Linked DNA regions of Homo sapiens: region 2 is linked to region 1. The links are chromatin loops, found by intact Hi-C in ENCODE. Cell type or tissue: CD14-positive monocyte. All regions are shown on one strand. Each heading gives the region's core, and the rest is flanking DNA. Links, peaks and the distances in the headings are about the cores only.

What was found. A loop is a pair of places that touch in the nucleus more often than their neighbours do. Peaks named below come from ENCODE experiments on the same cell type or tissue, not always from the same donor. Only the 100,000 strongest peaks of a DNase experiment are listed, where the experiment ranks them.
Region 2: it touches region 1 in a loop (1.9-fold over the local background); 4 of 110 quality-filtered maps call a loop at or near these places.

Annotation. Positions count from the first base shown.
Region 1 is chr11:72,971,025-72,983,060 of GRCh38, reverse strand. The region is part of intron 8 of FCHSD2 (FCH and double SH3 domains 2); the gene reads left to right. Among named protein-coding and RNA genes, the nearest start is that of ATG16L2, 160 kb to the right of the region's middle. In CD14-positive monocyte, for the core only: no CTCF peak of the experiment used is centred there; DNase peaks (open chromatin) are centred at 6,710 and 7,070; H3K4me3 peaks cover 1,071 bases; H3K27ac peaks cover 7,280 bases.
Region 2 is chr11:73,023,117-73,035,152 of GRCh38, reverse strand. All of the region lies in intron 3 of FCHSD2 (FCH and double SH3 domains 2), which reads left to right. Among named protein-coding and RNA genes, the nearest start is that of FCHSD2, 110 kb to the left of the region's middle. In CD14-positive monocyte, for the core only: no CTCF peak of the experiment used is centred there; DNase peaks (open chromatin) are centred at 6,342 and 8,362; H3K4me3 peaks cover 1,115 bases; H3K27ac peaks cover 4,014 bases.

The sequences.
Region 1 (12,036 bases), core at 2,725-10,724:
AGCCTCCCAAAGTGCTGGGATTACAGGCATGAGCCACCGCGCCCGGCCCCTTTCTTTTATTTTTAGAAACAAGAGTCTTGCTATGTTGACCAGGCTGGCCTCAAACTCCTGGCTTCAAGTGATCCTCCCTCCTAAGCTTCCCAAAATGCTGGGATTACAGGTGTGAGCCATTGTGCTTGGCTATTTTTTATTTCTAAAAAAACTTAGATTTTTAAAAAATTTCATTACGTTTATCCTGAATTTATGGGTAAAATTGCACATTACTATTTGATGATTTTGAGCTGCGTACGGGACAAACAAAAGAGTATGTTCAGTAGCTATATGAAGATGTCTGTCCTCTGGGTATTACTCTGAAATGCAGATAGATTAGATTACAGTTTGTGTACCCAAACTTGATCTAGCATTTCCCTGTTTATACCACCTATGATGTGTCTTTAACTTTCACTGAAATAAAGAGAAGATAGTAGAGGAAAAGGAAACCTTTGTAATCTGTTGCCAGGTTTCTCCCTTGTTGCTGACAGGCAAGCTCTGCTTTGGATTGTATCTGTCATTCTTTCCTGTTTTCCCAAAACCCAAACATTTTATCATTTTGTTTTTTCTTATTTTCAACCCATCCCCCTCAAATGTATTGTTCTTAATGACTAACAAACACACACATTGCTGTAGTCGAATTGCTTAATTTACAAATCAGCAATTGTGAATGGGGATGCAGCCAGAGCAGGTGCTCTTTTTTCTGCAGTAGCTCTGGAAAAGAGGTCAACTCTGGCCAGAAACTGCAAGTTCTTTCCTTGAAAGTAGAGATGGGACAGTTCTCGGGACCTTCAGGCAAAAACAAGAGTGTTGAAGGGAGTCAAACTGGACTAAGAAGTATCCTATTGCAAAAACGTTTTTTCTTTCCTTTTTGTTCACTGCCTGAAATCCCCTTTTCCTAGCTTCTGTTGTGACTTCTGCTTATTAGAATACAGGTTAGAAAATATAGAGACAAGGAACTGTTTTGTCATCTCAGATGAAAACTCTGCATATATTTTCCATAAAGTATTAGACCTAGAGGTTTAGGTGTTTTAGTATATATAGTTTTTGAGACAGGGTCTCGCTCTGTCATAACAGGCTAGAGTGCAGTGGCTTGAACATGGCTCACTGCAACCTGAACCTCCTGGTCTCAAGGGATCCTCTTGCCTCAGCCTCCCATGTAGCTAGGACCACAGGTGCCTGCCACCATACCCAGCTAATTTCTTAATTTTTATTTTCGCAGAGGCGTGGTCTCACTTTGTTGCCCAGGCTATTCTTTAACTCCTGGGCTTAAGAGATCCTCCCACCTCAGCCTCCCAAAATGCTGGGATTATAGGGGTGAGCTACTGGGCCTGGCTGGTTTTAGTATCGTATTAGGTATTACATAGTGCTTCAGACTTACAAGGACCAACAGTTTCAAAGAACACATTTACTAAAGATGATTTTTAGCACAGCTCGCACTTAAGGTTGTAATTCACTATATTCTATATATGTCTACTATTATATCAAAGCTGTATATTTTTCCCTATGAATATTTTTAAATGAACATTATATTAACTTAAGCAACAGCAAAAATAAAATCCTATTTTTTTTCTATTGGATCTACAGCTAAAAAAGATGGCCTTCAATAAACCAGAGAAAGTACATTCTTATTTGGGGGATCTGCTCTCTGCCTAAAGCAAAGAGGAAGTTAAAGGGCCTGGCCAGCTCACAGATTAATATATGTTCTCGAACTTACTTTGAAGTCTTTATGCATATATTTGATCAGCATTGGGTAGGTCATGCTTTGGAGTATTCATTTAATGAAACATTGTGGGGTACTAAACTGATTAAAAATAGAGGCAGGGGTTGGTCCCTCCTGCCCCTTAAAAATGAGAAAACATACTTTCAGTTTTCATGTACTGTACATTAACTCATTTTCTTCCTCATGCTAATTCTATAGTCTGCAGTACAGGAAAACTCCTATCAATCATGCTGTTAGCTACTTAGTAAATTTCCACCATTGAATTGTCAGTGGCCCTTAGATGCCTTTCTTGAAAATATCTGTTTTTCTGAATTAATGTTAAGGAAATATCTATTTTTCTGAATTAATGTTAAGGTGATAATGCCCTATATGGGTAGCTTAAAAGCAGGGTATTTGATTTGTTGGTTTAATCATACACATTTAAGAGCCTCTTACAGCATGCTAACTACTGAGTTAGGCTTTGGGAAGAGACAGATGAGTAAGACATACTACTTATCCTCAAAGAGCTCAATATGGTAGAAGAGAGTGAGATGTATATATATACATACACATATATATACACACACATATATACATATATATACACATACATATATATACATACATACATTATATATATATATATATATATACACACACACACATACACATACATATATACATGATTGCAAATTAGAGTGATGGAAATCACTTACTGCTGGAGGACTGTGGTTAGTAATAATAATAGCTATCTTTTTTATTGCTTAATATTGCCTTGGCATTATCCTAACCATTTAATACATGTTATCCTTTCTCATTTTCTTTGTTATCCTCGTTAAAGTTCATAGCTCATTATTTAAATAATACTCTAACTTATATTCTTATCTTTGCCCTTCTTCAAATGAAATGAAATTGTAACTCTGATGAGCCCCCATAACTGGATAATCTGTATCTAAGCAGCCAAGTACTGCTGAAGAAAAGTTTCGACGGAGCAGATTCATGATCATAAATTAATAGAGAAACCAGTGCAGCAGTTTCAACACTGCTTAGATGGCCTACTGTCTTTTCCCTAGTTAACTTTTCCTACTATTTTTAACAGTTATTTCAACTTTTCCCCCCTCTTCAAACCTCAAACTTACCCCTTCTCTTTTATGCTTAGCAAGTGGGTTTTCTTCCTAATTTACAGAGACGATAGAAACCGTTGGAAGACAGCTTCAATATTGTCCACTTCATCTGTGTTGAAGACTCTTCCAGAGTCTCAGTAGCAGTTGTTCCTGTCTAAAGGTGATCTTTTCACCTCAGCTTTGGATTATATCTCATCCCCTCCTGCCTTCTTAGGGAACAAAACAATTATTTTATGTTCTTTTCGTATTTCCTGGACATTCTGTTCTTACATTAGCAGTTATCTTGGTGATAACAACCCTCATTATGACTGTCTTTTGAGTTACATTCTTCTAATCTGGACTAGTTGCCCTCTGTGTCAGATGCAAGTATTTATCCTGAGATCTTCCTATATGTCTTTGTTGTGTTAGATCTCCAGTTTTCTTTATGATATGTCTTATTTTTTTCTTGATTTATACTGTCCTTTGGTAGAGCACATCCTCCAGTACCTTCTTGCGAAAGTGGGCATGGGAAGTAAGTTTTTTGAGATACTATGTTTATGAAAATGGCATATTATTTGCTTGTACTTGGATATAGAATTAAAGGTTGAAAACTCTTTCATTGAAACATTGGAGTCCATACCTCATTGTTTTCTTCTTTACTGTGTAAGTATTGAGAATCCAAAGCCATCCTAGTTCTTGATTATTTGTATCTGATCTAATTGTTTGTTTTTTCTTTTTTTAGAAGTTTATGGAATATTCTCAGTGTACCCTTTGATTTCTTGGATTAATTCTTCCCTTTTGTTTTCTCTTTCTGGAACTTCCCATTATTAAGATATGATATCTCCTAGCTTGCTTCTTTAAATTTCATTTCTTTCTTATTTTCCATCTTTGTCATTATGTTGTACTTTTTGGGAGACTTCTTCAACTTTACAGTTTCTTTTATTGGACTTTTAATTTTTTCATAGTAGTTTTAATGTATGAGAGTTCTGTTTTCTCCACATCCTTACCAGCATTTTTTATTGCCTGTTGTATTAGTTCGTTTTCACACTGCTTTAAAGAACTACCTGTGGCCGGGCATGGTGACTTACACCCATAATCCCAGCACCTTGGGAGGCCGAGGTGGGCAGATCACCTGAGGTCAGGAGTTTGAGACCAGCCTGCCAACATGGTGAAAATCCATCTCTACTAAAAATACAAAAAATTAGCTGTGTGTGGAGGCATGCACTTGTAGTCCCAGCTACTCAGGGAGGCTGAGGCACGAGAATCGCTTGAACCTGAGAGGTGGAGGTTGCAGTGAGCTGAGATCGCACCACTGCACTCCAGCCTGGGTGACAGAGTGAGACTTCATCTCAAAAAAAAAAAAAAAAAAAAGAAAGAGCTACCTGAGACTGGGTAATTTATGAAGAAGAAAGGGTTAATTGACTCAGTTCCGCATGGCTGGGGAGGCCTCAGGAAACTTACAATCATGGTAGAAGGCAAAGGAGAATCAAGTACCTTCTTGACATGGGGGTAGGAGAGAGGAAGCGAAGGGGGAAGTGCCACTTTTAAACCATCAGATATCGTGAGAACTCAGTCACAATCATGAGAACAGCATCAGGGAAATCGCTCCTATAATCCAGTCACCTCCCACAGGGACCCTCCCCCGATATATGGGGATTACAATTTGAGATGATGAGATTTGAGTGGGGACACAGAGCCAAACATATCACCTGTCTTTTGGATAAAAGTCATTTGACCTGGGATGACATGCTATCTAATTATAGTTTTGATTTATGTTTCTCTGATGGTCAATGATATTGAGCACCTTTTTATATGCCTGCTTGCCATTTATATGACTTTTTTTGAGAAATGTCTATTCAGATTTTTTGCTCATTTTTATTTTTTATTTTTATGTATTTATTTATTTTTCTTTTTTTATTATACTTTAAGTTCTGGGGTACATGTGCACAATGTGCAGGTTTGTTACATATGTATACATGTGCCATGTGGTGTGCTGTACCCATTAACTCGTCATTTACATTAGGTATATCTCCTAACGCTATCCCTCCCCGCTCCCCCCACCCCATGACAGGCCCCAGTGTGTGATGTTCCCCACCCTGTGTCCAAGTGTTCTCATTGTTCAATTCCCACCTATGAGTGAGAACATGTGGTGTTTGGTTTTCTGTCCTTGCTGTAGTTTGCTCAGAATGGTGGTTTCCAGCTTCATCCATGTCCCTACAAAGGACATGAACTCATCCTTTTTTATGACTGCATAGTATTCCATGGTGTATATGCCACATTTTCTTAATCCAGTCTATCATTGATGGGCATTTGGGTTGGTTCCAAGTCTTTGCTATTTTGAATAGTGCTGCAGTAAACATATATGTGCATGTGTCTTCAGAGCAGCATGATTTATAATCCTTTGGGTATATACCCAGTAATGGGATTGCTCGGTCAAATGGTATTTCTAGTTCTAGATCCTTGAGGAATCGCCCCAATGGTTGAACTAGTTTACAGTCCCACCAACAGTGTAAAAGTGTTCCTGTTTCTTCACATCCTCTCCAGCACCTGTTGTTTCCTGACTTTTTAGTGATTGCCATTCTAACTGGTGTGAGAGCGTGCTCGCTTCGGCAGCACATATACTAAAATTCTAACTGGTGTGAGATGGTATCTCATTGTAGTTTTGATTTGCATTTCTCTGATGGCCAGTGATGATGCTTTTGCTCATTTTAAAAATCAGATTATTAGATTTTTTTTTCCTATAGAGTTGTTTGAGCTCCTTATATATTCTGGTTATTAATCCCTTGTCAACTGGATAATTTACAAATATTTTTTACCATTCCATGGGCTGTCTCTGCACTTTGTTGATTGTTTACTTTGCTGTGCAGAAGTTTTTTAACTTGATGTGATCCCATTTGTCCATTTTTGCTTTGATTGCCTGTGCTTACAGGGTATTACTCAAGAAATCTTTGCCCAGTCCAGTGTCTTAGAGAATTTCCCCCAATGCTTTATTTTAATAGTTTTGGGCTGGGTGTAGTGGCTCACACCTGTAATCCCAGCGCTTTGGGAGGCCAAGGCAGGTGGATCACAAGGTCAGGAGTTCAAGACCACCTGGCCAATATGGTGAAATGCTGTCTCTACTAAAAATACAAAAATTAGCCAGGTGTGGTGGTGGGCACCTGTAGTCCCAGCTACTCAGGAGGCTGAGGCAGGAGAATCGCTTGAACCGGGAAGTGGAGGTCACAGTGTGCCGAGATCATGCCACTGCACTCCAGCCTGGGCAACAGAGCAAGACTCTGTCTCAAAAAAAAAAAAAAAGTTTCATAGTTTGAGGTCTTAGATTTAAGTCTTTAATTCATTCTGATTTGATTTTTGTATATGGTGAGAGATAGGGGTCTAGTTTCATTCTTCTGCATATGGATGTCCAGTTTTCCCAGCACTTTTCCCCCAGTGTATGTTCTTAGCACCATTGTTGAAAATGAGTTCACTGTAGATGTATGGATTTGATTCTGGGTTCTGTCTTCTGTTCCATTGGTCTGTGAGTCTATTTTTATGCCAGTACCATACTGTTTTGGTTACTATAGCTCTGTAGTATAATTTGAAGTTAGGTAATGTGATTCCTCCAGTTTTCTTTTCCCCAGCCTAATTATTCTGAAGAATAAGATCAGGCCTGGCACAGTGGCTTACACCTGTCATCCCAGCACTTTGGAAGGCGGGGGTGGGAGGATCACTTGAGTCCAAGCGTTTGAGACCAGCCTGGGCAGCATAGTGAGACTTTGTCTCTACAAAAAAATTTAAAAATTAGCACGTGCTTGTAGTCCCAGCTACTCAGGAGGCTGAAGTGGGAAGATAACTTGAGCCCAGGAATTGAAGGCTACAGTGAGCTATGATCCTGCCACAGCACTCCAGCCTGGGTGACAAAGTGAGACCTCATCTCTTAAAAAAAGGAAATAAAAAGAATAAGTTCATGTTGATATCTAAATACAAGTATTTGGACAGATTCCCCAAGAAATACTATTTATTTCTTATGCCAGTAGTTACTAGAGCAGATACTGAATATATCTTTCTCTGTCTGTATATTATTAGGCAGATTTCTTTAAACTCTAAACTAAAACAAACAAACAAAAAACTATTGCTAGACCCTGGAAATCAGATAACTGATTTCATCAAATCTACAGAAATCAACTCAGCTGGTTTGTGGTGAGATAATTTGTTCCTCACATGTTCCTTTTTCATAGCATGTTCTTGTGCAATATATGAACTAACATTTTTTAGAAGCTTGTGAAATATTTTCTTTGTGGTTTGGATGAGGAAGAATGAGATACAGTGTGTCATAGTAGAAAAGAGAACAAACGTCAATTTAATGGAAGATTTTTTAAAAGCTTAGTAATTCTTAATAGGATTTATTTCTAGACAAATATTTCTTCAGTGGAAGCCAAACATACATTGACTAGTTGATAATTTGGTGAAGTAATAAAAGATAAACATCTTTCTGTATGGCAGAAATCTAGAAAATATAATTTGACTTATCTTTTGCAGACTTTTTTTGATCAAATGAAGAGAAAAACATTAATATACAAATCCTTTCTAAAATTGATACATAATAACTATATATTTATAGTGTATGTGTGATATTTTGATGCATGCGTACAATGTGTAAGGATCAAATGGGGGTAATTGAGATATCCATCATCTCAAATATTTATTATATATCATGGAGTGTTGAGAACATTTCCAAATCTTCTCTCCTACCTGTTTTAGAATATACCATAAATTATTGTTAACTATAGTCACCCTGCTGTGCTATTAAACAGTAGAATGTATTCCTTCTATCTGACTGTAATTTTATACCCATTAACCAACCTCTCATTGGCCCCACCTTCCTATCCTTCCCAACCTCTGGTAACCACCAATCTACTCTCTACTGCTGGATATATATCCAAATGAATGGAAATCAGTATGTTGAAGAGATGTCTTATAGCACTATTCACAATAGCTAAGATGTGGAATCAACCTAAATGTCCGTCAGTGGATAAATGGATAAAGAAAATGTAGTATATATACACAATGAAATATTATTCAGCCATAAAGAAGATTGAAATCCTGTCATTTGCAATAACATGGATGACCCTAGAGGACATTATGTTAAGTGAAATAAGCCAGGAACAGAAAGCCAAGTTCTTTTTCGGTTTTTCTGGCTAAGCATTAATTCCAAAAATCTTCCTCATTCATATGTAGGCGTATATAACTCATCTTTTTTATTTTGAGTTGTGGCTCTTCTGGTTTCTCTGTCGTCTCTAGCTCTTGTACCTCTGATTCACCTAATGTCTGTTTACTTAATTAATTAGCATGGAAGTCTTCAATTCTATTAAATTCTGCTTAATTCTGCTTTAATTCTGTTAAATCTCTGCTTCTCTTGCTTTATATCCTTTTTTTTTTAATGCCCTCTTTCTTGGAGAGAGTAATCATTTGACTCAGTTCCCATAAATACCATATGATTCTCAAATCTGTCTGCAGCCTGCCCTTTAATTATTCATATTTGTGCCTTTACCACTGGTACTTGTGAATACTGAAAGTAACTAAAAATAAATGCATTTTAAAATTCTGTTTCTCAGTCCCAGTAGCCATATTTCAAATGCTTAAAGGCCACATGTGACTAGTGTCTACCATGTTGGACAGTGCAGATATAGAACATTTTTGCCATCTTAGAAAACTCTGTTGAACAGCAGTGCTCTAAAGCTTATTTTGTTTTTACTTGTTATGGTTTGAATGTGTCCTCTAAAGTTCATGTGTTGGAAACCTAATTCCCAATGCAACAATACTGAGAAGTGGGACTTTTAAAAGGTCATTAGGTCATGAGGGCAGAGCCCTTATGAATGGATTATTGCCATTGTTGTGAGAGTGAGTTATTTATTACAGGAGTGGGTTCCTGATAAAAGGAAAAGTTTGGCCCCTTTCCACTTTCCCTCTTGTGTTCTGTTGCTCTTCTGCTTTCTACCATGGGATGATACAGCGTGAAGGCCCTTGCCAGATACAGGCCCCTACACCTGGACTTCCCAGTCCCGAGAACCATGAACCAAATAAACGTCTGTTGTTTATAATTACCCAGTTTGTGGTATTCTGTTATAGCAACAGAAAATGGACCAAAACTTTGTTTTCTTCCATCCCGCCCCCCGCCCTTACCTGTCTGTTATCAACTCTGCTGGTCATTTTTCCCAGTAACCACTTGGTTATATTTGATTATTTCACAATTAATTGCTCCTTCATTTGCACTCTAGGTCTTTACTTATATCTTGTTAAAGAACAGAGGTTGGCAAACATTTCTTGTAAAGGGACAGATAATAAATAGGCTTCTGTGTTGTGGTTACTCAGTTCAGCTGTTGCAGTGCAGCCATGAATGTGGCTATGTTCCAGTAAAACTTTACTTACAAAGCTGGATGATGGGCTGGATTTGGCCTACAGGCCTTAGTTTGCCCACCCTTGGTATAGAACTTTAAAAACTGTGTTATGAATGTTCTAACTATATAAATATGCTGAAAATAATAAAATGAGTACCCATTTACCCAACCACCAAGCTTCAAAAATGAAACACTCTCAGTACAGTGGAAATCTCCCAGGTGACCCCTCCCAAAACATCTCCCTTATGTTCAACAGATTGTAACTACCACTCTGACAATAGATAGTGTTGTCTTAGATAGTATCATGCCCTGTGATATTATGCAACTTGCATTTTTCTCACTCAACATTGTATTTGTTGAGATTCATTTGTATGAATTTTTAACTTTCTTTGTTATCTTTGCTATATAGTATTTCATTGTATATATATATCATAAATAACTTACCCATTTTCTTTTCTTTTCTTTTCTTTCTTTTTTTTTTGAGATGGAGCTTTCCTCTTGTTGCCCAGGCTGGAGTGCAATGGCACGATCTCGTCTCACCACAACCTCTGCCTCCTGGGTTCAAGTGATTCTCCTGCCTCAGCCTCCTGAGTAGCTGGGATTACAGGCACATGCCACCACACCCAGCTAATTTTGTATTTTTAGTAGAGACGGGGTTTCTCCATGTTGGTCAGGCTGGTCTTGAACTCCTGACCTCAGGTGATCCGCCTGCCTTGGCCTCCAAGGTGCTGGGATTATAGGCATGAGCCACCGCGCCCGGCCATAACTTACCCATTTTCTTAATGGAAATTTTAGTTGTTTATTGTTTTACTGTTACAAACAGTGCTGTTATCAACAGTCTTGTACATTCTCCCTGGCTCACTTGTGCTAGAGATTCTTAAGGGAATATACCTAGAAGTGGTATGCATTAGAAGCTGTACAAAAGAGTGCCAGCTTACAATCCTTTTATTGTACCTTTCAGCATTGTTTGCATATCATTTGAAGCTCGGGAAGCATTTGAGTTTGTACTAGGTGATAGGCACTTGGTGATACAGAGATGAATTGGATGTGATCCATACTGTCATTGAGCCAGAAACAAGGTTATTCTCTGGTGCCGCCCACAAGGGGCTTATGGAATATGGGGTAATAGATTCTTTCCCTGCTACATTGGTTATTTTATGATTGGTTCCCTGTGACTCAGAAAGATAAAATTAGGATGCTTCTTGTAAGTCTTTACCAAACTTCTAAAGTAATTATTTCGAAATATTTTTAGCAGTTGAACAACTTTTTAAAACAAACTCCTACATGGAATCTTTATATATAAAGCAGATAAAAGGGAAGTTATTTGGTTAAAGTTTGTGAGCCTGTTTCCTCTTTGTGTGTTTTCCCCACTCCCTATACCTGCCTGTGACATCCTCTACTTTCCCATGGTTCCTAAGGCATCAGGCTGAATACTAGGGCACCTTGAAATATAGTTTGGAAAGAAATGTTCTAAGACAGGATTTTCCAACTACCAAATTTCTTATAGAGGTCTAAGCTTTACCTAGATGATCTTAATTTTAGAGTTTTTTGAGGTAAACTCATAAAAATATAAATCAAAACATGGTAATCAGTTCACATCCTTCAGTGGACAGGTCTAACAGGTAATTGAATATTCTCATTTCAGAGTTTAATTTAATGTCTTGGGCTGGAGAATCAACAATAGATGAGGGGTACTGAAGCAGAGAATACATAAAACTATTAACGAGAGTATTGTATAGGGTGACAAGAGGCATAAGAAGAAAATTTTAAAGAGATTAACTCTTTTTAAATCAATTTTATTGAGGTACAATTAATATACAATAAGATGCATCTATTTTAAAATAGGGTTGGTTGAGTTTTGACAAATATGTATAACCATATTGTCACTATCATAATTGCAATCAATATCTAGAATATTTCTATCCTCCCAAACTTTTATCTCTCGTTCCTTTGCAGTTATATTTGATTTCCGTTGCTATGTAACAAATCACCACAAACTTAGACGTTTTAAACTACCTCCATTTATTATCTCACAGTTCTGTAGGTCAGAAGTCCAAGTAGGCTTAGCCAGGTTCTCTGCTTAGGGTTTCACAAGGCCAAAATCCAAATGTCACCTTGGCTGCATTCTTATCTGGAGATTCTGGGGAAGAATCTCCTTCCAGGGTCATTCAGGTTGTTGGCAAAACCCAGTTCCTTCTGGTTGTAGGACTTAACTCTGTTTTCTTGCTGGCTGTAGGCTGGGGTCATTCTCAGCTCCTAGAGGTGCTCTCAGGTCCTTTGTACATAATTCTCCATTACCAAGCCAGCAGTAGTGTGTCCAGTCCTGTTCATGTTTTGAATTTCTGACTTTTTTGCTACTAGCTAGAGAAAACTCTGCTTTTAAAGATTCATGTGATTAGGTAATCGCAGATAATCTCCCTTTTGCCATTTAACGTAGCATAATCACAAGAGTGATTATGTTCTACTGACACTCAAAGGAAAGGGGATTATACAAGGGCAAGGGTCACTGGGATCATTTTATAGTTCTGTCTACTTCAGCAGTCTTCACGTATTTTGTTAAATTTATTCCTAAGCATTTCATATTTCTCAATGTTACTGTAACATTTAGGTTTTAATTTTTCCTTTCAGTTCTTTTTATTAATATATAAACATATGATTGATTTTTATATTTTGACCTGTTCCAGTTACTTATAGTGTTACTCTGCATGACAAATGACTGTAAGGCTCAGTGGCTTAAAACAACAGCATTTAGTTTGCCTTCAAGTCTATACTTTGGGCAGGGGGGTCAGTAGGGATAACTTATCTCCGTACCACTCACATCAGC
Region 2 (12,036 bases), core at 2,448-10,447, 52 kb before region 1:
TAAAAATAAAAACTAAAAACAAGTTAAATAACTTGTCAAGGTCCAGGAGTTAAACCTGAGAATGTGTGTCTGTGCTCTTAACCAGTATACTAGTTGTTCCCAATAGTGGCTGCATATCAGAATCACCTGTGAAGTTTGTTAAACTATCAGTGTCTCAGCCCCACCTCTAGAGTCTGACTCAGCAGGTGACATTTATCCTATAGTACTTTAGCTGCCTGTGGAGTGACCTTTTTAAAGGTACTACTTTGCACCCAGAGGATTTTCAGTTGTGTTGTTGACAGACAGATTGACAGTCTTGGTTCTTTTGACTTTTAGTCCTTCTATAATTTATTTTCTTTTGCTGCTTCGAAGTTCTGGTCAAAATTCACCTGATCCTTAATAAGTAAATTGCAATGCTCTATTTACTTTTACTTTAAAATTTGCAGGTCATTTTGTGCAAATAAGTTTATTGAAGTTGAAAAAAATTGGGAAACTTCAACAATGTAGGCGATGTAGTATCAAGAGTTAAAGCTTACTTTGACTGACTTTTTCTTTACTATGAGTATAAATTTGCTGAGTTCTGAGTATTGTGTTTTATTGATGTGGTTCCTAACTTGAGATGTTTTCACAAGAGTGGAAACTTTGATCTCTATTTCCTTGGTACAGGCTCAGCCTCTGGTACCGAATTTTAACATTAGTAACAGTTTCTGGTGTGTAATCATTTGTGTTTTAGGTTAGACAGCTGGAAATTGCTTCTTTCAGGAAGAGGAACGTTTTTGCATGTTTGTGTGCTACCAAAGTCAAATCAGACAGGCTACATGAGAATTTCTAGCTTCATGTTTTGAAGTAGGTGTGAGCACTTGGTCTTAAAAGGCTTTTAAAAAATTCCACTTTAACGTATCTGTAAATATATTTAAAGAAAAACCTTAAAGGGGAGGGAGAGCATTAGGACAAATACCTAATGCATGTAGGGCTTAAAACCTAGATGATGGGTGGATGGGTGCAGCAAACCACCACGGCACATGTATACATATGTAACAAACCTCCACATTCTGCACATGTATCCCAGAACTTAAAGTATAATAAAAATAATTTTTTAAAAAAGAAAAACTTTAGAAAGAAAAAAGCAACTCTTAAAAAAAGATGATATATTTGCTATCGGTATTAAAATTGTCTATTATATTTTCATGATTTCTATTCGTAATAACATGATAAATAAAATTTCTTTAAAACAACATTATTGAATGTTTCTGTGTCATAAGCGTTGTTTACCATCATGTTTCAACTTCAAGTCACGTCATCAAATAGGTAAATACAGTATACTAGTTGTTAACTGGGATGTGGGAAAAAACCTACTTAACCTAGTTAGCTTGGTGTCTTATCCAAGAATACTCATAACTAATTCACAGCAAAGGCAGTACAGTACTCAAACTCAAGTGTTGACTTCAAAGTCCTGGTCTTTTTACTATTGCCAATAACCATAAATTATATAAATTTGTATAGAATTCCATAGTTTGAGTATTTAATTAACATAGTTTTATCCTGGTTTGGGAGTGTGGATATGCTTGTAGTTGCTTCATATCTTTTAATGTTAGAGGAATATTCTTGTGGAAGATGTCTTGTGTAGCGCCCTATAATTCCTCCATTTCTGTGCTACATCTAGTAGATCTAAAATGTGAGGGGTCAGAGTATGTTTATAAGCGGAGACCTTAGAGATTACCTGTTTCTGTCTCTTCTGTTCATAATTCTAAAATTCTTTGCACTAAAACTTGTCCCATTTACATCTCTTTGCCTCCATACTGTGCATATCATCTTTGGACAGGACTAGAGTGGTAGCCTCCTATGGGTCTCCCTGACTGTAGTCTAACTACTTTTTTTTTTTTTTTGAGTCGGAATCTCGCTCTGTTGCCCAGGCTGGAGTGCAGTGGCGCGATCTCAGCTCACTGCAACCTCCGCCTCCCGGGTTTATGCCATTCTCCTGCCTCAGCCTCCCGAGTAGCTGGAACTACAGGTGCCCGCCACCATGCCCAGCTAATTTTTTATATTTTTAGTAGAGACGGGGTTTCACCATGTTAGCCAGGATGGTCTCGATCTCCTGACCTCATGATCCGCATGCCTCAGCCCCCCAAAGTGCTGGGATTACAGGTGTGAGCCACCGCACCCGGCCAATCTAAGTACTCTTAATCCATGTTTCCCACACTGCAGCTAGAATGATTTTTAAATCACATTTTAGTCTGATAATGGCACTGCACTGCTCGCAAGCTTGATTTCCTGTTGTCTTAAGGTAGTCCAAACATAAATCCTTGTGTGATATAGCCCTTACTTATTCAGTCTCACCTTTAAGCCATTCTCCCTTTTACAAGCTCCATGCCAGCTTGTATGAAGTTTCTTGAAGGGGCTATGTTCCCACTTGCACCCCACCTCTCGTTACAGGCTCTTTTTTTTTAGATGTCAATTTTCATTTCCTTTGGGGAAGCCTTCCCTGACTCGATCTCTCTGCTTTATGTTCCCATATACTTTCCTGTTGTAATACCTACACCAAATGGTGACTTCTTGAGTTTTTCCTCTTTGTTGTGCTTTTTTTTTTTCAGTTAGGAAGGTAATAAACATTTGCTTTAAAAATACTGAGCAATTAAGTGATAGAAATAGGCCAAGCATGGTGGCTCACACCTGTAATCCTAGCACCTTGGGATGCCAAGTCGGGAGAATCACTTAAGGCCAGGAGTTTGAGACCAACCTTGGCAATAAAGTGAGACCCTGTCTCTATAAAAAAATTAAAAAAATTAACCAGGCAATGCACACCTGTAATATTAGTTTCTTGGGAAGCCGAGGTGGGAAGATCGCTTAAGCCCAGGTATTTGAGGCTGCAGTGAACAATGATTGTGCTGTTGTACTCCAGCCCGGGCAACAGAGTGAGACCCCATCTCTTAAAATAAAAAAACATTGAACAATCCAGTGGTATAAAGAATAAAAACTAAAAGCTCTTACTTTTGAACCTCATTTCCAAGTTCATATGTATTCTAGAGTATATATGCTTACATGTTTTTTAAATTAAAATAGGACCGTGCTATTCATTTTTCTGCAGCTTATATATTTTTATTAAATATTTGAGACTATATAGCACATTCTCTTTAATAATTGTGTAACATTGCAGCATACTGATGACCATAATTTAGTTAATAGTTCCTCTTGGTGGATATTAATTTTTTAAATTAATCCCTGGCAGAATATACATACCAGAAGAACATTGATAATACCCATAATGTTTATTGCTATTCCCCCAGCATCTAATACAGTGCCTTCCCTATAGAAAGCACTTAATAAAACTTGTTAAGCAATGCATATGCCTTTTCCAGGCGAAAAGGCTGCTGTGCCAGCTCTTACCTGATTTGTGTTGGTTACCTGTAATGTATCAGTTCATATCAATGGTGAGAAATAGAATAACGGGAGTGTGGACTGGCCTTGGAGTCAGAAGGCTTGGGTTGGATTCCTGGGTATAAGCAGTGTTGGTTAATATGGTCCTTTGTTGGTCAGATTCTAATAGGATACTTACTACATTCAGTTTAAGTGAAGATCGAACAACATAATGCATATACAAATACTTTGTAAGTGTAACACCCAGTACAAATGTTGGCATTACTGTCTCCCTCCCCGTTCCTGGTAACCACTGCTTTATTCTCTCTCTGTCTCTCTTTTTTTTTCGGAGACAGGGTCTTGTTCTGTCACCCAGGCTGGAGTGCAGTAGTCACAACTCAATGCAGCCTCCACCTCCCGCCCTCAAGTGATCCTCCCACCTCAGCCTCCCGAGTAGCTGGGACTACAGGCACACACCACCACACCAGGCTAATTTTTATAATTTTTGATAGAGACAGGGTTTCGTTATGTTGCCCAGGCTGGTCTCAAACTTGGCTCTAGCAATCCACCTGCCTCAGCCTCCTAAAGTGCTAGAATTACAGATGTGAGCCACCGTGCCCGGCCTTTATTCTCTATTTATTCAAGTTTTTTTATTTTTTTAGATTCCATATATAACAGATCAAATAGTAGTCGTCTTCTTTCTATCTGGCTTATTTCACTTAACATATTCTGGATGAACCCATCCAGATTCATACATGTTGTGACAAATAGCAGGATCTCCCTTTTTTTTAAGGCTGAATAGTATTTCTGGAGGTGTGCGTCAATGTGTGTGTGTATGTGTATGTGTATACTACAGTTTCTTAGGTCAAAGGATAAAAAATAGCAGAAATTCAGGACGCGCAAGTATAGAGATATAATGTGTATCATGAGGACTATAGTTAATAATATTGTATTCAGGATTTTTTGCTGAAAGAGTAGGCTTTAGGTGCTCTAGGCACACATACACAAAAAGGGATAACAATGTGAAATGATGGATATATTAAATTTGCTTGACTGTGGTAACCATTTCACTATCAATATGTATAGCAAAATTTCATGTTGTACGTCTTAAATATATACAGTATTTTTTAAATGTCAGTACTATTAATATATTTTTCTTTGTTGGTTTTGTGGATTGATTTGTAGCTCCAATGAGGTTTTTAAATAGATTAAAGTATTGACCACCACCATCTTTACAAAGTTAAGGTCATCAGGTAAGAGACCTTATACAATGCCCAGGAAGCCGTAACAGTATTCTTGAATGTTACTCTGTGTTTAGGGCTCTGGAGACATATACAATCCATCCCTATTGCCTTTCCTGGTTGGCGTAAAAACTATATACTCACTTGGATACATTTATGTATGGTAAATTGAGTTTTGTATATTCAGTTGTGAAAATATCTCCTTTTGTTTTTTTTATTTAGTATAATCTCTCTATTGCATCATCTCTTGAAGAACAAGACAGGAACTTTCTCTTATACATACTTCTAGAATCTATGCTAGTACCTAGCAGAAGTGCACATCTTCCGATAAGTGTCTTGACTTTTGGACAAGATACTGTGATTACCCACACACGCATACATATACATAGGAACTAAGCAATCAGTTGTGGGTTATGTGGGGTTGTGGGGGTACTGCTATCATGTAGCAGTTTTATAACTGTAGGCAAAAATATTTTCAAACTAATGGCATTCCCTTGGGTATTTCTTACCTATTTCTTTGTATGCTTTGTGATTTTTGTTGTTGTTGTTGTTGTTGTTAAAAACTGGCCATTTGAATCTAATAAGGTGGTGACTCTGGACATCAGATTCTCCCTCTTTCTGAGGTTTTGCTAGTTTGTTTTTGTTTTTGTTTTTCTTTTGTTTTTGATTAACATAAGTAGTCTCCATGCTGAGGATCAGCCTGAGATGTAAACTTAAGGTCTTCTCAGGAATTTTCTGAGCCTGTGCCTTTCTCTGTATATTGTGGTGACTTACTAATTTCTCTCAAATATGCAATTGCCCTTCAATGTCCTAATTTTCAATGTGTGGTTCTCAAAAGGTGGGAAAATGAAGACAGGGAAAAAGGACGCTGTCCCTTTAAGTTCCCCGGAAGTCACTTCAGCCTAAGGGGGAAGGGCTTGTAGCAATAGGGAAAGGGTGCTGCAATGACTTCCTACCTCTGTGTCTGCACCTCCACAATCATAAGCAGCAGTCAGTGATCATAGCACAAGATAGGGTCCCATTTGCCCATCCTGGCTCCCATAAGGAGCATAGGAGTTGTTCCAGGAACATATGCATGGCTGCCTGCCAATGGGCCAGGGATAAAGATGGGTAGCCACAGCTGAGCTAAGAGCTGAAATTGACCTAAATTAACTGTAATTTACTCTCCAAATCTTTCTCTGGGAGTTGCAAGTCCACAGTGGCTTCTAGAATTCTAAAATAATTGCATCAAACCGATCTTGCCGCAGTGTGATTGTTGTCTAGGTTGGGAGACAAGATTCCTGGTCCTTTCTGCTCTGCCTTATTCTCAGAATTTGCTCCTACAATAGTCTTGTAAGTGGTTTCCGTATCTTTTGTTTTCCCCCAAAGTTGTTTCCTACATAGCTGTGAAAATGACCTTTTAAAAATGCAAATTGATTTTTATCTCCTTATTTAAAAGGTTTTCAATGGCATTTTATCGTTTTTAGTGTACTACACCATTATATTTATGGTGCCCTTTCTGGTCTTCATAGTTTGTCTCTTGACTAACTTTCTACTTTCATTGCTGTATGTCATGCTTCCTGTGTTAGTCCGTTTTCACACTGCTATGAAGAACTACCTGAGACTGGGTAATTTATAAAGAAAAGAGGTTTCATGGACTCACAGTTTCACGTGGCTTGGGAGCCTTCAGGAAACTTATGGCAGAAGGCAAAGGGGAAGCAAGGCATCTCTTACATGGTGGCAGGAGAGACGGAGAGAACGAAAGGGGAAGTGCTAAACTTTTAAACCATCAGCTCTCATGAGAACTCACTATCATGAGACCAGCATGAGGAAAATCTGCCCTCATGATCCAATCTCCTCCCACCAGGTTTTTCCCCTGACACATGGGGATTACAATTCCAGTTGAGAATTGGGTGGGGACACAGAGCCAAACCATATCATTCCACCCCTGGCCCACCCAAATCTCATGTCCTTCTCACATTTCAAAACACAATCATGCCGTCTCAACAGTCCACCAAAGTCTTAACTCATGCCAACATTATCCCAAAAGTCCAAGGCCAAAGTCTCATCTGAGACAAGGAAGTCCCTTCTGCCTGTGAGCCTGTAAAATCAAAAGCAAGTTAGTTACTTCCAAGATACAATGGGGGTACAGGCATTTGATAAATGCTGCCATTCAAAATGGGGGAAATTGGCCAAAACAATGGGGCTACAGGCCCCATGCAAGTCTGAAACGTAACAGGGCAGTTATTAAATAGTAAAAGCTCCAAAATAATCTCCTTTGACTCCATGTCTCACATCCAGGGCACGCTGTTGCAAGATGTGGGCTCCCAAGGCCTTAAGCATCTCTGTCCTTGTGGCTCTGCAGGGTACAGCACCTGCAGCTACTTTCACAGGCTGCCATTGAGTGCCTGCGGCTTTTCCAGGTACATGGTGTGAGGTTTTCTGGGATCTGGAGGATGGTGGCTCTCTTCTCACCCCTCCAGTAGGCAGTGCCCCTGTGAGCATTCTGTGTGGGGGCTCCAACCCCACATTTCCCCTCTGTAGTGCCCTAGAAGAGGTTCTCCATGAGGGCTCTGCCCCTGCAGCAGACTTCTGCCTGGACATCCAGGTGTTTCCATACATTCTCTGAAATCTAGGCAGAGGTTTCCAAACATCAGTTCTTATCTTCTGCACAACTACAGGCCCAATACCATGTGGAAGCCACCAAGGTTTGGGGCTTGCACCCTCTGAAGCAACAGCTCGAGCTGTACCTTGGCCCCTTTTAGCCACGGCTGGAGCTGGAGCAGCTGGGGTGCAGGGCACCGTGTCCCAAGGCTGCACAGAGCAGCACAGCCCTGGTCCTGGGCTACAAAACCATTTTTCCTTCCTAGGCCTCCTGGGCCTGTGATGGCGGGGAGTGCAGCGAACATCTCTGAAATGCCCTGGAGACATTTTCTTCATTGTTTTGGCTATTAACATTTGGCTTCTTTTTACTCATGCAAATTTCTGCAGCCAGCTTGAATTTCTCTTCAGAAAATTGGTTTTTCTTTTCTACCTCATGGTCAGGCTGCAAATTTTTCAAACTTTTACACTCTACTTCCCTTTTAAACATAAGTTCCAATTTTAGACCATCTCTTTATGACTGGATATGACTGTATGCTTTCAGAAAAAGCCAGGTTACATTTTGAATGCTTTGCTGCTTAGAAATTTCTTCTGCCAGATACCCTAAATCATCTCTCTCAAGTTCAAAGTTCCAGAGATCTCTAGGGCAGGGGCAAAATGCTGCCAGTCTCTCTGTTAAAGCATAGCAAGAGTGACCTTTGCTCTAGTTCTCAATAAGTTCCTCTTCTCCCTCTGAGACCTACTCAGCCTGGATTTCATTGCCCATATCACTATCAGTGATCAATGGTTTTGGTCAAAACCATTCAACAGGTCTCTAGGAAGTTCCAAACTTTCCGACATCCTCCTCTCTTCTTCTGAGCCCTCCAAACTGTTCCAACCTCTGCCTGCTACCCAGTTCCAAGGTCACTTCCACATTTTCAGGTATTTTTATAGAAATACGCCATGTCTCTCGGTACCAATTTTCTGTATTACTCCATTTCCACACTGCTATAAAGAACTAGCTGAGACTGGGTAATTTATCAAGGAAGAGGTTTAATTGACTCACAGGTCTGCATGGTTGGGGAGCCTTCAGGAAACTTAAAATCATGGTAGAAGGCAAAGGGAAAGCAAGGCATGTCTTACATGGTCGCAGGAGAGAGAGCGAGCAAAGGGGGAAGTGCCAAACTTTTAAACCATTAGATCTCATGAGAACTCACTTGCTGTCATGAGAACAGCATGGGGAAATCTGCCCCTGTGATCCAATCACCTCCTAGCAGGTCCCTCCTCTGACACATGGGGATTACAATTCAAGATGAGATTTGGGTGGGGATACAGAGCCAAACCATATCACTTCCCTTAGACAGTTAACTCTCATTTGTCCTTCTGATCTTTAATCATATGTAGTTCTCAATTAAGTCTATTTGAATATACAAACCACCTCCCCCTATCTTTAAAGTTTTTTAGAGCACTGTATATCTGTTTTATATATTCTACATTATTTTTATACTCGGTTTCTTTTATTTTAAAATAAATTTTATTGCATATATTTAAGGTATATGATATGATGTTATAAGATATGATGTAAAATGGTCACTATAGTGGAACAAATTAGCATCCATTGTCTCAGTCAGTCATTTTGCTCCCAGTGGCAAGAGCAACTGTAATTATTCATTTAGCAAAATCCTGAATCCAGTATACTATGAACTATAGTCCTCATACAGAATATTTCATTTATCTGTATAGGCTGGGTACGGTGGCTTATGCCTGTAACCCTAGCACTTGGGAGCCCAAGGTAGGTGGACTGCTTGAGCCCAGGAATTTGAGACCATCCTGGTCAACATGGTGAAACCTCATCTGTATCAAAAACAAAATAAAAAAATGAGCTGGGTGCAGTGGCACACACCTGTAGTCCCAACTACTCTAGAGTCTGAGATGGGAGGATCAATTGAGCCTGGGAACAGAGTGAGACTCTATGTCAAAATACATACATACATACATACATACATACATACATACATACATACATAAAATGAATCTCTATAATTCTTTAGTCAAAACATGGAGCATATCTGTGTTTTTTAGTCAAAACGTGGAGCATATCAGTAGGTATATATACCACACATACCTACTGGTATATGTGGATGGTTACGGGAGACCAGAAGGATGTTACTGAGTTGGTACATCATACAGCATAACACATTAAGATTTGGTTTTTGACTGAAATACTATATAGCTTTAAAAAAATTCTTAGTCATAAGGATATACCAATTTAGAGATATAGTTTAGTCACAAGTATACAGATTATAATTCTACAAACTAATTCCAAGGAGATTTAAAAAATTTTTAAAATTCTATTTATTTAATTTTTAAACTTTTATTTTAAGTTCAGGGGTACAAGTGCAGGTTTGTTACATAGTTAAACTTGTGTCATCGGGGGTTGTGGTACAGATTATTGCATCACCCAGGTATTAAGCCTAGTACCCATTAGTTATTTTTTTCTCATTATCTCCCTCCTCCCACCCTCCACCCTCCAAAAGGCCTCAGTGCCTGTTGTTCCCCTCTATGTGTGCATGTGTTCTCATCATTTAGCTTCCACTTATAAGTGAGAATATGTGGTATTTGGTTTTCTTTTCCTGCATTCGTTTGCAAAGGATAATGGCCTCCAGCTCCATCCATGTTCCTGCAGAAGACATTATCTCATTCTTTCTTTGTGGCTGCATAGTACTCCATGGTATATATATACCACATTTTCTTTATCCAGTCTATCACTGATGGGCGTTTAGGTTGATTCCATGTCTTTTCTACTGTGAATAGTGTTGCAGTGAACATATGTGTGCATGTATCTTTATAATAGAATGATTTATATTCCTTTGGGTATGTACCCAGTAATGGGATTGATGGCTTGAATGGTATTTCTGTCTTTAGTTCTTTGAGGAATCATGACAGTCTTCCACAATGCCTGAGCTAATTTACACTTCCATAAACAGTGTATAAGCGTTCTTTTTCTCCACGACCTTGCCAACTTCTGTTATTTTTTGACTTTTTAATAATAGCCATTTGGACTGGTGTTAGATAGTATCTCATTGTGATTTTGATTTGCATTTTTCTAATGATCAGTGATATTGAGCTTTTTTTCATTTGATTGTTGGCTGCATGTATGTCTGTTTTTGAAAAGCGTCTGTTCATGTCCTTTGCCCATTTCTTAATGGGATTGTTGTTTTTTTCCCTGTAAACTTGTTTAATTTCCTTATAGATGCTGGATATTAGACCTTTGTGGGATGCGTAGTTTGCAGTATTTTCTCCCATTCGGTAGGGTGTCTGTTTACTCTGTTGATAGTTTCTTTTGATGTGCAGAAGCTCTTCAGTTTAATTAGATCCCATTTGTCAATGCTTGATTTTGTTGCAATTGCAACAAAATATATATTGAACTTGATGTCTGTGACTCTAATTTACCCCCATGTAATTCATTCTCATTTCCCCTTCTTATTTCTAAGTCCCACTCCAACACTGAGCTTTTACCCTCTGCCATCTGTTTACATGTTTGTTTAATCCCAGTATATGTGTACCACTTTTCAGAATTTTTTACCTGTGCCTAGTGAGAAACAACTTTATCAACTAGTGTACAATGTTTATATACAGTTTTTTGTCTTTAGTCGTACAGTTTCTAGCTAAAATACTTTTTTCCAGAGTTTCTTGAATCCATTTATAAACACATTATTTTACAGAATTATAAAATTTGCCCCTTCATTCCCCATACCCATTTATGAGGTTATGTCTCACATTTTGTAATACAATTGGATTTGTCACAGTCTGCATTCTATCTTCGGTTCCCCCAACCACTGGTAGATTTTTTTTAATTTACGTATATTAAGAGTCATTCTTTGTCTCTTGTCAAAGTTCTGTGGGTATTGTCAAAGTTCTTTGGGTTTTGACAAATGTATAGTGTTGCAGATCCACTACTACAATACTATGTATATTAGTTCACCACCCTTAAAATTCTTCCCCTAGCAAACACTTCCTTCTCCCCAAACCCCTCAAAATCACTGATCTGTTTTCTCTATCAATTGGTCTTTCCCAGAATGTCATATGAATGGAATAATACAGTGTGTAACCTTTTTAATTTGGCTTCTTTGACTTAACAAAATGCATTTTAAGATTCATCCAAGTTATGTGAATTAATAGTTTGTTTCTTTTAATTGCTAAGTACTATTCCATTATAATTATGTACCACAGTTTGTTTATCCATTCACCTACTGAAGGACATCTTTGTTGCCAAGTTTATCAATAAAGCTGCCAGAAGCATTTGTGCTCAGGTTTTTTTGTGAACCTAAGTTTTCAAATCAGTTGGCCAAATACCTAGAACATGATTGTGGAAGTCTCTGTTCATAAGAAATTTCAAAACTGTCTTTCAAAGTGGCCATACTATTTTGCATTCCCACCACCGTTGAAGGAGTACTCTGTAACTCTGCGTCCTCACTAGCATTTCTTGCTGTTAATTTTTTGGATTTAGCATTCTAATACATGTGTAGTGGTACCACATTATTTTAGTTTGCATTTCCGTAATGACAAGTGATGCTGAACTTCTTTTCATATGCTTGTTTGCCATTCTTATATCTTCTTTGATGAAGTATCTTTTCAGATCCTTTGCCCATTTTAAAAATGTGTTGATTTTTTTCTTACTGTTGAATTTTAGGAATTCTTTATATATTTGGACTTCCTTTATCAGATACATGATTTGCAAGTATTTTTTCCTAATCTGCAGCTTGTCTTTTTATTCTCTTTGTAGTGTCTTTTCCAGAAGAAAGAGTTTAATTCTGATAAGGTCCAATTTATCATTTTTCTTTCATGTGTCTTGGTTCTGGTGTTATATGTTAAAACTTTTCACCAAAGGTCAAGGAGATTT